Linked DNA regions of Homo sapiens: region 2 is linked to region 1. A link is an interaction called in ENCODE POLR2A ChIA-PET data of the cell type or tissue named here. Cell type or tissue: HepG2. All regions are shown on one strand.

Region 1 (2,500 bases):
CCATCTATTCCACCTGGGACATGAATCATCCCTTTGTCCAGTATATCCACACTGTATACACTGCCAGTTAGTAGCAGATATTGCAGTGTTTGTGGTCAAGTCATCCTTATTTTACCTAATAATGGCCCCAAAGTGCAAAAGTGATGATGCTGGCATATTGTTATGTGTTCTATTTTATTATTATTGTTCTCAATCTCTTATTGTGCCTAATTTACAAATTAAACTTCATCATAGGTACGTATGTATAGGAAATAATATAGTATATAGGGTTTGGTACCATCTGTCGTTGCAGGTGTCCACTGGGGGTGTTGGAATATATTGCCTGTGGATAAGGCAAGGACTACTGCATATGGATACCATGGAATATCATTCAGCCAAAAAAGGAATGAAGGTCTAACACATGCTACAACATGATTGAACCTTGAAATTAATGTGCTAAGTGAAATAAGCAAGACACAAAATATTCCACTTACATGAGGTACCTAGAGTCAAACTCAGAAAGTAGATTAGAGGTTACCAGGTGCTAAGAGGAGAGGAAAATAGGGAGTTATCGCTTAGTGGGTACAGAATTTCTGTTAGGGGTAGTAAAATATTTGGAAATAGTGATGATGATGGTCACATAACATTGTAACTGTAATTAATGCCACTGTATTGTACACTTAAATTGAAAATTTTGTTACATATATTTTATCACTAATAATTTTTTTTTCTTTTCTTTTTTTTTTTTTTAAGACAGAATCTTGCTCTGTCACCCGGGCTGGAGTGCAGCAGTGCGATCTTGGCTCACTGCAACCTCCACCTCCCAGATTCAAGTGATTCTCCTCAAGTAGTGGGGATTACAGGCACCCACCACCATGCCCGGCTAATTTTTGTATTTTTAGTAGAGATGGAGTTTCTCCATGTTGCCCAGGCTGGAATAATTTTTTTTTTTAATCGGCATTGTAGCCTGGGCTCAGGCCTGTACTGCCAGCACTTTGGGAGGCCAAAGTGGGCAGACTGCTTGAGCCCAGGAGTTCAAGAGCAGCCTGAGCAATATGGTGAAACCACAATCTCTACAAAAAAATACCAAAATTAGCTGGGCATGGTGGCATGCACCTGTGGTCCCAGCTACTTGGGAGGCTGAGGCAGGAGGATTGCTTGAGCCCAGGAGGTTGAGGCTGCAAGTGAGCTGTGTCTGCACCTCTGCACTCCTTTTGAGGCCCGATTATCCCTGTGAGACTAACAGAGTAGACAACAGATTTCTGAAGGCAGCACTATGAACTGCTGTCCCCTATTACCTGACACATAGCTTTTCATGACTGAGCCTGGGCTGTCCTGGACGCTAGCCTCTCCTTCAAGCACAGCTGACAGTGAAGCTGGGAGGAGAGCCATGCTGAGCTTCTTTAGTCACCATGGTGACAAGAAACTATCACAAATATTTGCTTATGACTTCACTGGGGAAGCAGACAAGGGAGGTTAGATTGGAAGGAGGAACATCTGCACAAGCACATCTGGAATCTCAGGGATCCAGCACGCCAGCGGCTTTTTCCATTATGTACTCCCTTACTTGCTGTGGATGAATTTTTTAAAATTCACAATACAAATAAACTTTTCTAGCATCTGGCTGTCCTAGACTGTCTTTGGGTTTTCTTAGTCAAGGAACTCTCTCAAAGTGAATAGGTCTCTGAAGTCACACCTTTCATTTCTAGGGAATGTCTAATGTTGCCATGCACTTTCTAAGCTTTTAAAACCAAAGAGCTAGCAATGATAATACAAAATAGGTAGGGGCCTTAAAATGGCTGAATCATGTCTGTTCCTAATTCATATTATGAAGTCCTAAACCCCAATACCTCAAAACGCGTCTATATTTGAAGATAGAGTCCTTAAAGAGGTAATTAAGGTAAATAAGGTTATTGGGGTAGGCCCTAATCCAGTAACTGGTGTCCTTAAAACAAGAGAGGGAGAACAGCATGTGAACATGAAGACAGCTATATAGAAGCCAACAACAAACGGCTGAGAATAAAACAACCCTTCTGACAACTTTTTTTTTTTTTTTTTTTTTTTTTTGAGACAGGGTCTCGCTCTGTCACCCAGGCAGGAATGCAGGGACACAATCTCAGCTCCCTGCAACCTCTGTCTCCGGGGTTCAAGCGATCCTCCTGCCTCAGCCTCCTGAGTAGCTGGGATTACAGGTGCGGGCCAGCACGCCTGGCTAATTTTTTGCATTTTTAGTAGAGACGGTCTCACCATGTTGAGGCTGGTCTCAAACTCCGTGATCCGCCCGCCTTGGCTTCCCAAAGTGCTGGGATTACAGGCATGAGCCACTGCACCTGACCTCTTCTGACAACTTGATCTCAGACTTCTAGCCTCCAGAACTGTGAGAAAATACATTTCTGTTGTTTAAACCACCCAGTCTGTGGTTCTTTGTTATGGTGGCCCTCGCAAACTAATATAGGCCCTAATTACCTAATCTAAATAAGGCACCGACTCCTGCCAGTGTCTGATATCAAATTCAAGTTAA
Region 2 (2,500 bases), 590 kb before region 1:
TGCCTGTAATCCCAGCTACTCGGGAGGCTGAGGCAGGAGAATGGCTTGAACCCAGGAGGCGGAGGTTGCAGTGAGCCAAGATTGCACCACTGCACTCTAGCCTGGCGAGAGAGTGAGACTCCGCCTCAAAAAAAAAATTAGCATAGAACTCAACTATATGTGTGTACATGCTTTTCACTACTTTAGAAAATGTTTTGGGGACTGGGTGCAGTGACTCATGCCTGTAATCCCAGCATTTTGGGAGGCCGAGGCAGGAGGATCATGAGGTCCGGAGTTTGAGACCAGCCTGACCAATATGGTGAAACCCCATCTCTACTAAAAATACAAAAATTAGCCAGGCATGGTGGCATGCGCCTGTAATCCCAGGTATTCAGGAGGCTGAGGCAGGAGGATTGCTTGAACCGGGGAAGTGGAGGTTGCAGTGAGCTGAGATTGCACCACTGCACTCCAGCGTCGGTGACAGAGCGAGACTCTGTCTCAAAAAAATGTTTTTGGCCGGTGCAGTGGCTCACATCTATAATCCCACCACTTTGGGAGGCCAAGGCGGGCAGATCACCTGAGGTTGGGAGTTCAAAACCAGCCTGACCAACATGGGGAAACCCTGTCTCTACTAAAACTACAAAATTAACCGGGCATGATGGCACATGCCTATATTCCCAGCTACTCAGGAGGCTGAGGCAGGATAATCGCTTGAACCTGGGAGGCGGAGGTTGCAGTGAGCCGAGATCAAGCCATTGCACTCCAGCCTGGGCAACAAGAGCGAAACTCCGTCTCAAAAAAAAATGTTTTTATAAATATACAGTATACATAAAACATACATACATATGTATATTCTTTTTTTTTTTTTTTTTTTTTTTTTGAGACAGAGTCTTGCTCTGTCACCCAGGCTGGAGTGCAGTGGCGCGATCTCGGCTCACTGCAAGCTCCACCTCCCGGGTTCACCCCGTTCTCCTGCCTCATCCTCCCGAGTAGCTGGGACAACAGGCGCCCGCCACCACACCCGGCTAATTCTTTGTATTTTTAGTAGAGACGGGGTTTCACCGTGTTAGCTAGGATGGTCTCGATCTCCTGACCTCGTGATCCACCCGCCTCGGCCTCCCAAAGTGCTGGAATTACAGGAGTGAGCCACCGCGCCCGGCCTACATATGTATATTCTAAAGTAATTATTAAATCCTAGAATGAGAAAACTACGTGGGGCAAAAGAATCCCTACAGTTAACCTGGTTCTCATTATTTTGGTCTTGCCACTAACTTGCTAAGTGTGTACTTGGGCAACAAGACATTGCCCTCTCTGGGAACCAGTTTCCCCATTCTGAACATCCAGTTTTACCTAGGGAAGGAGTGTGTGTGGAGGTATTTGAGTATGTTGGGGTGTGGGGCTGCAGTGCACATATGCAGAAGCCTTATTAACTCATCCTCACCACCCACCCCATCCCAGCACTGGGCCCAAAGGGGGCCCTGCAAAACCACTGAACTGCCCAAGTTCGAAGGCGGAGGCGGGTTGCCATGGAGACACGTTTTGTTTCCCCAGCTGTCTGGCTGCATCTGACAAACACGACAAGCTCAGCCAGATGGACACTGACCTAGGCTGAGAGAGCAGGGATTTCCTGACCTCAAGATTCAGAGGTCTCTCTGCTCTCCAAAGAGAGGGGCTTGGTTCTTCTCAGAAACAGGAAAATGATCAATCTGGTCTGCCAGCTGGGAAGGCTACATGTCGGGGGCTGCTGGCTGGAGCCCCTCTCTAGGTGTTTGCAGACATGCACTCCACCAGTCCTCGGCAGCAAGCCCTGTGCCCAGGAGCAGGGCTACGAGTGAAACACCCACACTCAGGGCCTTCTGGAAGCAGGGGGAGGGATTGAAATGTGTGGGCAGAGCTCTCCGCCCACAGATAGGAGAACAACTGGATGTGGACTCTTAGAGACCCCAGCTCCCACCCCCACATCTACATAGATGTAGACACAAACACACTGAGACACAGACAGGTTGACAAACCTACCTACACACCACTTCACAGTGGCACATCCAAACATGTGGGTACATATACCAATATACAAGCCCAGATACACACTGCCACACCTAGATACCCTTAAACACTCAGATATGCTGAGGCAGACTGACATCTAAACACATATAAGCTGGCCACAGTGGCCCACGCCTGTAATCGCAACACTTTGGGGGGCTGAAGTGGGAGGACTGCTGGAGCTCGGCAGTTCGAGACTAGCCTGGGCAACATAGGAAGCTCCCCATCTCTACAAAAATTTAAAAATTATCTGGGCTGGGCACAGTGGCTCACGCCTGTAATCCCAGCTCTTTGGGAGGCTGAGGCAGGCGGATCACCTGCGGTCAGGAGTTTGAGACCAGCCTGGCTAACATGGTGAAACCCCATTTCTACTAAAAATACAAAAAATTAGCTGGATGTGGTGGGCACGTGCCTGTAGTCCCAGCTACTCGGGAGGCTGAGGCAGGAGAATCGCTTGAACCCAGGATGCGGAGGTTGCAGT

The links. ChIA-PET counts read pairs that join two places held together with the same protein. Peaks named below come from ENCODE experiments on the same cell type or tissue, not always from the same donor. Only the 100,000 strongest peaks of a DNase experiment are listed, where the experiment ranks them.
Region 2: POLR2A ChIA-PET joins it to region 1 with 5 read pairs; 1 of 35 experiments calls an interaction of 5 or more read pairs at or near these places.

Annotation. Positions count from the first base shown.
Region 1 is chr1:32,141,802-32,144,301 of GRCh38, reverse strand. The region is part of intron 1 of KPNA6 (karyopherin subunit alpha 6); the gene reads right to left. Among named protein-coding and RNA genes, the nearest start is that of KPNA6, 35 kb to the right of the region's middle. In HepG2, no CTCF peak of the experiment used is centred here; a DNase peak (open chromatin) is centred at 1,381.
Region 2 is chr1:32,733,132-32,735,631 of GRCh38, reverse strand. No RefSeq gene overlaps it. Among named protein-coding and RNA genes, the nearest start is that of NHSL3, 7.4 kb to the left of the region's middle. RefSeq lists an enhancer at 1-446. In HepG2, no CTCF peak of the experiment used is centred here; a DNase peak (open chromatin) is centred at 1,531.